2 separate regions of the Homo sapiens genome follow, and region 1 is linked to region 2. A link is a loop called in an ENCODE intact Hi-C map of the cell type or tissue named here. Cell type or tissue: PC-3. All regions are shown on one strand. Each heading gives the region's core, and the rest is flanking DNA. Links, peaks and the distances in the headings are about the cores only. Region 1 overlaps TPP2 (tripeptidyl peptidase 2). Region 2 has its middle 13 kb from the start of METTL21C.

Region 1 (5,390 bases), core at 172-5,171, 55 kb after region 2:
AGTTTGTAAAACTGAAACAAATGTTCCCAAAAAGACATTCACTGAAAAAGCTTTACTCTGGTTGAGTAAAAAAATAATACTGCAAGTCCTCACCTCCCGCAAATAGGATTTTTAGGAGCATATACGACACAAATATTCCCATTTTAAATATTTTCACCAACACAATTTCGGGGTATAAAATGATGTAACAGTAAACAACAGGAACTATGGTTGTAGTTCTAATAGTATTCCAACACAAAATAATAATCCTATCTCCACACTGACTCATTTAAAGCACAGAAAACCACTTTGATGTCAGATAACCATATAAATCCATTTGTAGCCACTGGCTGTCATTCTCCCTCTGAGGTCAGGGGGCCAGAACCTGTAAACAAAGGCCTCACGTGAAACATGAGACTGGGAAAAGGAAACAGGTCTATTGCTTGGGCTAGCTCTTTCAGGACCCAGCTGCCTGTCCTGCTCCTCTCCTTCTTGAGGTTCACTCTCTGGGTAGGCACTGCCCTGAGCAAAGCCAAGGTAAGCGCAAAATCTGAGCTGATCTTCTACCACCAAGTTCTTATGGAAACAGACTGCATCAGTGTCATCTGTACAGCAAAGACAACACATCTAGGAATTAAAGGGGCTAAGTGGCCTCCAATATTTACTTTCTGTTAATATAGCTCCATTCTCCATGGAATTGAGCTTCTCTGCCACCCAGTGTGCTAGAAGAGTGGTCTCCAGTCTTTCTCCCTGAGCTTCCCACACCTCCTCACCGTATCAGGGAGAGAGGTATGCTGCTCTTAGGCAGGCAGCCTATGTGTTGTGAGGCACTTCCTCCTCAGACTCAGAGGTATTTGCTATTGTTTTAGTACAGAAGAGAAAAGAGAATTGAATTTAAAATGAACAATCTATTAAAATTAATTTAGGATTTACAATTAATTCTAACAAAGACCTATCAAAAGTGGGAAAAAAGATATCCTAGTAACCTTAGACTATCATTAAAAGCAAAAAAAGAGACAAAGAAAGTTTATGATGAATTATCTTAGTGAAACAAAAATCAAGGTTTTGTAATCAGCATTTTACATGTTAAATATATCAAATTAACAATTATAAATGTTAGTGTAATCCTACAAGATGTTTCAGGACAGGGAATTTTTTATTAGTAAAAATTATAAACCTGGTAGTTTTAATTTCTAATCAAAAGAAAAATGGCGCTATTTTCACTTGCTGTATCACAATAATTTCTTCTTTGTGCCAATAAATATTAATATTTTTATGACAATTCTCAAGGGGTTAACATAGTACCAATTTAATAGAAATAATTTTGTACCTTTATTCTTGAGAAATCTTGATTATGGTTTAAAAAGACAGTCAAGAAGAATCTTCAGAGCAGAAATGCTATGAAGATTTCTCTACAGTATATATTTAATGTTAAGTTTAGAAAAAAGGCATTCCAGCTATTCATGAAGTATTTCAACAGTGTTCAAACTGAACAGTGTTATTCAGAAAGTCAAACTCACCTGCCAAACCAATAACTACTCTTTGGGCAACACAACGCACTATAAGTTAAATTGTGGTTCAAAATGGCAATTTCTTTAGTTCTTAAAATTGTTAGTAACTGAATACTCAAAAATTTAAAAGCTTCACATAAACTATTTTTAAAATTTATATCATATTTGAATGCTATTTATGATCTGTTAAAAGTGACAATATTCAGGCTGGGTGCAGTGGCTCATGTCTGTAATTTCAGCATTTTGGGAGGCTGAGCCAGGAGGATCGTCCGAGGCCGGGAGTTTTAGACCACCTTGGGCAACATACGTAGTAAGACCTCTCTCTATAAAAAGTAAAAATTAGCCAGGCATAGTGGCACACGCCTGTAGTCCCAGCCACTCTAGGGAGGCTGAGGTGGGAGGATCACTTGAGCCCAGGAGCTGGAGGCAACAGTGAGCTACGATCATGCCACTGTACTCTAGCCTGGAGTGTAGAGTGAGACTGTCTCTTAAAAAAACATACAAACAAACAGAAAATATATTATTGCATTTTACAAGGAATTTTAAAAAGGGTGACATACCGTTTCAAATCAAGTCACTGAAACCCAGAGGAAAAAATCTATTAAGAATTATATACAAAATGCTATTTATCTTAATCAACCGGAAATTATACATGTATTTTTTTCTTTGTAATGTGACTATAAAACTGTAATACTAATTATTTCTAAAATAAGAGCTTTATTGTGTACTTGCATTGAAGACAGAAAGGAACGAGCAGAGATAACTCTAGCTGCCAAGTTCTTCAAATGAAGCTTTACTAATCACCAAGTAAATGCCTTCCTATTCATTCAGTGTTTTCCTAACTATACAACCTAATTCAAACAAAATCTACCCAAACTTGCAAAAGGTCAACAAAAATAAGAAGAAAAATAATTGGCTATGGCCTTCGTGATAAGTGCCTTCTATTTTTAATAGATTCCTAGAATACCTATTCCTTGTTCTCTAAAGCAGTAACTTGCAAACTATTTTTACAATGTCCCAAAGATATACACATTAATACATAAAATGAAATTACAATTTTATGAGTCTGATGAACTGACATTTCCTATTTTAAAAAAATGCTGTTTTTATCCCATTACGTGGCCCCCAAACGGTCAAGACACCCAGTTGAGAAATACTGATCTTTAGATCTTTCTCCAGAAAGATGATTCCTAGTATCTGTATTTTGTTTGGACAAATTATTTACTATTATGTAATAATATGGACATTTCAGAAGACATTTTAATAAAGGATAAGCTGTTATAGAATGGTGATTCCCCAGTTCCATATCACTACTAATTAACAAGTATACATTAGGACATTACTGATTTTCCCACTGTAATTCTTTCTGTTTAAAAAGAAATCATGAAAATGTTGAATGACGTAGCACGTCTTCACCAGAAAGCTTATTAAATATGTGGTCCCTTTTATATATATATATATATATATATATATATATATATATATATATATATATATATATATGTATGTATGTTTTGTTTTGAGACAGGGTCTCACTCTGTCACCCAGACTGGAGTGCAGTGGTGTGATCTCAGCTTACTGCAGCCTCCACCTCCCAGGCTCAAGCGATCTTTCCACCTCAGCCTCCAATAGAGTAGCTGGGACTATAAGTGTGTGCTACCACGCCTGGCTAATTTTTGCATTTTTTTGTAGAGACAGGGTTTCACCATGCTGCCCAGGCTGGTTTCAAACCGCTGAGCTCAAGGGATCTGCCCAACTTGCCCTCCCAAAGTGCCGGGATTACAGGCATGAGTCACTGCGCCTGGCCCTAAAATATATTTATAGCAGACATTTTCTTTTCTGAGTTAAATCTGGCCCCAGCAGTAAATCAAAGATTGCTTAATATGCTGCAGAGAGGCTGATCAGACCACTTAGTAGCGATGGGCTTAAAATCTGTGTTCTTAGCATAAGCTTTAATTGTCAGTGAACAGTCCTTATTTCTGTTCCTGCTACATCCATTGATCTTTATTGTTTCTCTTCTTTCAGAACCAGAATGGATACAAGAGCAGGGAATAAAGTTCGCTTTAAAAAGCTGCAACATTTTATTAATCAAATCACCCAATTTAAAAGTGCTTTTAGACTTTAAAAATAAGTGCTTTAGCTTATATGGCTAAAAAAAAAAAATTATCACATCCATCTCTCTATAAAATTGTAAATATGAAAAATTTCAAATATTGCTACTTGTTATCATATCTGTAGCAAGAAATGAATAGCATTAAAATTTTTGTATACACAGAGAAAATGAGTCATCCAGGAATTTATGGTGGGGAAAAAAAAAAAAACCTTTAGAAAAGCAGTATGTCAACAATGCTTCTAAGTACAGCTAAGAGCACTATACTTTAGAATGCAAAGAAAGGAAACTAAGGGAGACTTATTAAAAAAAAGGTTTATAATAGTGACAGAAAAAAGTTTAATATGCAAATAAGGCTTTAAGACATCTTTTTTAAGAACTGACAATCAGTACCTTTTTAAATTTTCCTTGTCGTTTTGCTGCAGACTGCCCCTGGGAGTTAGAACGACATTCTGTAAGAAAACATGCATAATCTACACAGGATGGAGACAGAACCTCTGTCTAATTGTCTTTCAGTTTATGTTCCACCTGTGTTACACCACTTAGAAGGCTCAGGTCTGTGATTAAGATGGCATGCTTTTAAAGAAAGCAACATTGCCACTTTCATTCCTTACATAAGAAAAAGTACTCAAATATGTTATTACTAAGAGTACATGTCAACTTCTTATTGAAAAATTTAGTAGATCAAAATCTATTGCTTATAAAAGCATTTCTTAAAATAGTAAATTTAGTTGATGGTCTAGTCTGATTAAAGGGTACCACAACAACCCCATTGCCTATGCATTCTTATAAAAAGCAACAAAGTTACTGTGAAAGTCAAAGTGAAGTGAAAGTTACCTTCCCAACTACCAAAAAACAAGAAAACGCTAAACCACTGAGAAAAGATTACATAAACAATGTGATGGAAGTTATAATGAACTCAACAGCTTTAAGTTACTGCTTTCTCCCAGGAAGGTCTCCCTTGATAAATAGCTACCATAGTTAACACCACATATTTATAATTTAATTTCACAATTGTCTCCTAAAACAATGTAACTGGGAAGTAGTAACTATTTCTGAATTGCTAAAAGCCCACTTTTACTAATAATGCTTTTCTGTTATACTCTTCACAAGTAAGCAGACTCTTCAAAGTGTCATCTGTCATCTGAACGAAAATTCACAGCTGACGCCCAATAGCTGGAGCAGCTATGCTTCCTGTGAAATGAAATCTACAAAAAAAACTACCAGGGTTTCTTAAATCAGTGCATGTATTAATTACAAACCATTAACTATTGATTTACTTCAAATTATACTAAAGTACGTATGTATAAACAGTATAAACTGAAATGAGACCCAAGAAATGTCAGGGTAGGCAACTTTCTAAGCACAAGTTTCCCCAATTATGCTTCAATGACAGTAAATAAATGGCTTTTGGTTCAATAGTGGCAAAAAATAAATATAATTCTTAAGATGTATGAGAACTACTCATTTTGATAACAGCATTTATGTAGCAGGCTTACTTAGCTCTGTAAGAAGTAATAGTACAGAGAAATGCAAAACTGTTAAGAATGACAACTTTTACTGGCATTGAGCTAAAATGATTATTATGACAAAAGGTGATAGATCTATATAAACATCATTCTCATAATAAATTTGTAATGAAAACATAGAAGGAAAAAACAAAAACAGGTAGGTACTTATAAAACTGTAACATATATGTCTAAAGTACAACAACCAGAAACATATTTCTAAAAAAAGCATCATTTTGAAATTAAAAGGCAATACCAAAAGAAACATCTCATATTTTCCTA
Region 2 (5,390 bases), core at 275-5,274:
GCAGTCTTGGCCAGACCTGCAAGAACAGCCATGCATTCTGCCTTCTGAGCAGACAGCTCACATCTGTTTTTGGATCTGTGTAGTCACAGCAGCTCAGGGGACACCACTGGGGTTCAGCTTGGAAAAACCATCAGTGACCCAGGCCCATGCATTTAGGGGAACCTCTGTAAAGTGAGGGCCCCATGGAGCCACAGCTTCGCCTCAGGTGGTGAATAGGAGATAAAATTTCCCTCAGAGGGCTTGTGCCCACTGTTTTGTGTACAGCCGAGATGCTGCTGGGGCCAGGCTGTCCAAATTCCATTTTCCAGCCTAGGCTTGTTGGACCCTTCTCACCATGTTAGCGATTGAGTCTGAGTTTAAACAGACCAGAGAGTCACAAGGCCTTTATAGGTCAGGTGTGCAGTTTCAATTAGAGGACAAGACCAAGCTGATAGCTGATTTTCAGAAGGAGTATGCCTGGTAGTCACAACAGGGAAGTGACAAGTTCAACACTTCTGGGCATGTGTTTGGGTGGAGGGTGTCTCCCATTGCCAGGGACCCCATTTGGCATAATCATTGGTCACCATGACCTGAAGCTCAAAGGAACCAGGAGTGTGTGAATCTCCAAGGGTGCTAGCATGTCTCTACATGTGGCTTTTCCCAATCAGAATCATCCCCTCTGGCACTTGCAGGACAGAGAGTACAGGCATATCAGTTCCTATCATACCTCTAGATGTAGAAGAAGCTACAGCAGCTATACTGATTAATTTTATACCTTACAAGAAAAATATAAATTTTATATTCCTATTGAAAGGACCCTTTGTATCTATTTCTGCTTGGGTCCAATCAGGAGAAAGAAACCAGACAGTAATTTAAACAGGGAAAGTTGAATATAAAAGAATTAGGTATAACAAGGGATTGGAATAATGAGGCATTGACTAGTAAAACAAGAACCCTAAAAAGTGTGGAAATAACAAATATAAGCAGCAGCCTCTATGCTTAAGTCTGAGATAGAAGTTGCCTGTCCCCTCAAAAGGGCTGAGATCCAGAGCCTATTGAGAGGATGTGGCCATGGCTCACTGGATTGTGGAGAAGTCCCTGTGGTGCTGTGCTAGTCACATTAGTCAGAAATCTGCCCCAGACGGTTCTGGGAAAGCTGCTTGTAGGGAAGGGCTGAGCTACGAAACTACTCAAGGATGCTGGTAGGGAGGTGAGTTGCTGCTGCTGGGTGCTGCTGGCTGCCATGCCTTGCAGAGGCTGAGAACTAGAGAGGTTATGAGCTCTGCAGGAGCTGGGTCCTGGGGAAACCATGTGCTCTAAAGGAGCTGGACACTGGGGAAGCTGCCAGTCTGCAGGAGCACACCTGAACCAAGGGGCAAAACCCTCTCCTTCTGTCTAGTCTACTGACAAAGTTTAGCATTGTTCCAGCTGGCAAAGTATTGAAAGGGCCCACATCTGTTTGCATAGAGCAGGCAAAAAAGGGTGAATTTGGAGCTGAAAGGTGGTAAGTGCATGACTGACACAGTGTATCTGTTGGAAGGGACCTCTACTTGTATCTATATCTTTAAAAAATAACTGGAAGCAAATAGGAGAAAATATTAAGTTAAAATTCTATGTGGTGGGAATTTTGGTATTTATTATATTAGTTTTATAACTTTCTATATGTTTTAAATTTAGCGAAGAAAAATCTTGGTGAGAAAAAGTGATCGGTATATAGCAGTTCAATCTTTTCTAAAGGAGTGAGTATAAGAGTATTAAGCATCTCTCTACTTAAAAAGAAACTGATCTGCATGAATTTTTAAAACTTGTGTGACCTAAATTCTGTTGAAGAAATAAAAAGAAGTTGTTCCCAGTGTTCATTCGTACATTCATTCATTCTTTAAACATTTAATGAGCATTTTTTCCATGCCAGTAACCAGACCAGGTACAAGGTCTCAACCCTCATGTTCCTTACAGTCCAGTGGGTAGGAGGCAGAGGCAGATTCTCAGATAATTAAAGTGGACCTGATGCAGGTGATGCCTAGTTGTGAGGCAGGAAATAGTAAGAATTATCTAGGTAAAGAGAGGCAGGAAATATTTTCCAGAGAACAAAATAAATGTCTGGGAAGGAAAACGTCTAGCCCAGCTTGTCACTTATAAAATAATTAAACCAAGAGAATGGAAAATGTTATACTCTAAATAAGGAATGTCTGTAGAGATGAGCTCTATTTTAAATAAAATGATTAGTAAGTTTGATGGAGTCAAAGTTTTTATAAATGATCTATGAACCTACAGCTCCTATTTTGCCAGGAAAGCTAAAAAAAGAGGTTCTATTTGGGCCTCAGTCCGTTTCCTGGCTATCTTCTAATGTTGATGGTTTTAAGTGGTTGGGATAACTTGGCATGCATTTCAGACTAGAATCAACACATTCTGGGACAGGTGACATAGACAGCTTTCATGAGATGAGCCTTTTATCACATTCATCTTCTCTAAAGTGAGAGGAGTGTGACATTTCCTTGCTCTCTTCTATTCATCCTGGGCTTCTTAAAGAGATACTGCAAGATAAACTTGAGGTTTTCTATGCACGTGTAACTGAGTATTTCTGATTTTATTGTCTCTGTATTAAGGCATGCTGCAATTCTTTCTTTTGGGAGAAATCCCTGTGTTATTATTCCAGTATCTAGAGTGATTCATATGTCTGGAATGACAAGACGATCCCATATTGAAGCCACTGATAATGCCATCGTTATTGCTGTGCTGGGAAGAGATCCAAGACTAGTAACTAAATCAGCTGATCTTCAATGTGTGTAAAGCACTTAAGCTACCCTGCAATTCAGGGTTTCCACTTGCACAGACTTGACGATTGAATTCTGATTTCCACTCAGGGTTTTCTATTAACATTGTGAGAAAGGATTAGTAAAATATTGACTTATGGAATTTTGTTCTGGGAGAACTAAAACAGAAGCTAACCTGTTATTGCAAATAAAGTCTCTTAACTAAAACGTTGAATCTTGAATATCGTTGCTATTTACTTTTATTATGTGTGCAGTTATTTAAAAGACGTCTTTAGAGTAGTTTTAGGCTCACAGCAAAATTAAGCAGAAAACACAGAGAATTCCCATACACCCCATATGCCACTCATCTCTCCCCAGCCTCCCCCTCTATCAGTATCTCACACCAGAGCGGTACATTTGTCACAATTGATCAACCTACATGGACACTTATCACCCAAAGTCTATAGTTTACATTAGGGTTCACTCTTAATGCACATTAAGACAAATGTATGACATGTACTCACCATTATCCTCTCATATGGAGTAGTTACACCACCCTCAAAGTCCTCTGGGCTCTACCTATTCATCCCCCTCAACCCCACCTCCTGGAAACCACTGATCCTTTTACTGTCTCCATTGTTTTGCACTCCCCAGAGTGCCATATAGTTGGAATCATACAGCATGCAGCCTTTCCAGACTAGCTTTTTTCACTTAGTAATATGTATTTAAGATTCCTCCATGTCTCTCCATGGCTTGGTCATTTCTTTTTAGTGCTGAATAATAATCCATTGCCTGGATGTTCTACAGTTTACTTATCCATTCACCTATTGAAAGACATCAGGGTTTCTTCGAAGTTTTGGCAATTACAAATAAAGTTGCTTTGGAACCAACCCAAATGCCCATCAGTGATAGACTGGATAAAGAAAATGTGGCACGTATACACCATAGAATACTATGCAGCCATAAAAGGAATGAGATGAGATCATGTTCTTTTCAGGGAACATGGATGAAGCTGGAAACCATCATTCTAAGCAAACTAACACAGGAACAGAAAACCAAACACTGCCTGTTCTCACTCATAAGTGGGAGCTGAACAATGAGGACACATGGACACGGGGAGGCAAACAATACACACCAGGGCCTGTCAGGGGTGGGGGACTAGGGAGACCAGGACAAATACCTAATGCATGTGGGGTTTAAAACCTAGATGACTGGTTGATGGGTGCAGCAAACCACCATGGCACATATATATCTAGGTAACAAACATGCACATTCTGCACATGTATCCTGGAACTTAAAGTAAAATAAAAAAAATTTTAAAATAAAGTTACTATAAATATCCATGTGCAGGGTTTTTGTGGACATAAACTTAGGGTTCCATAAGTTTTCAGCTCATTTAGGTAAGTATCAAAAACCTTGTTTGCTGGATTGTATAATAAGAGTACGTTTATTTAGTTTGGTAAGAAACCACTGAGCTGGGTCGGGCGCAGTGGCTCTCGCCTGTAATCCCAGCACTTTGGGAGGCCGAGGAGGGTGGATCACAAGGTCAGGAGATTGAGACCATCCTGGCCAACATGGTGAAACCCCGTCTCTACTAAAAACACCAAAAATTAGCCAGGTGTGGTGGTGGGCACCTGTAATCCCAGCTACTCAGGAGGCTGAGACAGGAGAATCGCTTGAACCCGGGAGGTGGAGGTTGCAGTGAGTTGAGATCACACCATTGCACTCCAGCCTGGGCAACAAGAGCAAAACTCTGTCTCAAAAAAAAAAAAAAAGAAGAAATCGCCAAACTGTCTTCCAAAGTTGCTATAACCATTTTTGCATTCTCACCAGCAATGAAAGAGACTTCCTATTGCTTTGTATCCTCACCAGCATTTGGTATTGTCAGTGTTCTGGCTTTTGGCCATTCTAATAGGTATATAGTGGTGTCTTGTTTTAATTTGCATTTTCCTGATGACATATGATGTTGAGCATCTTTTCATCTGCTTATTTGCCATCTGTGTATCTTGTTTGGGGAGGTTTCTGTTCAGATCTTTTGTCCATTTTTGATTGAGTTATTCATTTGCTTATCGTTGGGTTTTAAGAGGTTTTTTTTGCATATTTTGGATAAAAATCCTTTATCAGATATGTCTTTTGCAAATATATTCTCCCAGTCTGTGATGTGTCTTATTCTCTTGGTGGTGTCTTTTGCAGAGCAGAAGTTTAAGCTTTAATGAAGTCCAGGATATCAATGTTTTCTTTCATGGCTGGTTTGTTTTTATTTGACTCATTGTTTTCCTTCTCACTGCCCTTGATGACTAATAGGGACCTCTCCTCCACTTTCTGTGCCCCAGTATTCATTATGCCATTTCTATGGATCCTACACAATTGCCATGGGCATCAAATGAGATGGTGTTTATAGATGGGGTTTTTAAACTGAAAAGCAGCAGTACACCTATCAGGTGACATTACTAGTCTATTGACAGTACACACACACACACACACACACACACACACACACCACATGCACATATATATCCACATGCTTTTATTTCTTTCTTCTTTGGCCAGTGGATTGTATTCATTATACCAATTAAAAAGAGACCATCATTCTTTTTTTTAAAAAAAAAGGAAAAATGTAATAAAGAGACCAATTTTTAGTCAGGTGCAGTAGTCACA

What was found. Peaks named below come from ENCODE experiments on the same cell type or tissue, not always from the same donor. Only the 100,000 strongest peaks of a DNase experiment are listed, where the experiment ranks them.
Region 1: it touches region 2 in a loop (2.7-fold over the local background); 2 of 110 quality-filtered maps call a loop at or near these places.

Annotation. Positions count from the first base shown.
Region 1 is chr13:102,650,001-102,655,390 of GRCh38, reverse strand. It overlaps TPP2 (tripeptidyl peptidase 2), which reads right to left. Exons shown (of 30, transcript NM_001330588.2): 24 at 3,994-4,032. Among named protein-coding and RNA genes, the nearest start is that of METTL21C, 42 kb to the left of the region's middle. In PC-3, for the core only: no CTCF peak of the experiment used is centred there; no DNase peak of the experiment used is centred there.
Region 2 is chr13:102,704,960-102,710,349 of GRCh38, reverse strand. No RefSeq gene overlaps it. Among named protein-coding and RNA genes, the nearest start is that of METTL21C, 13 kb to the right of the region's middle. In PC-3, for the core only: no CTCF peak of the experiment used is centred there; DNase peaks (open chromatin) are centred at 2,689 and 5,059; H3K4me3 peaks cover 265 bases.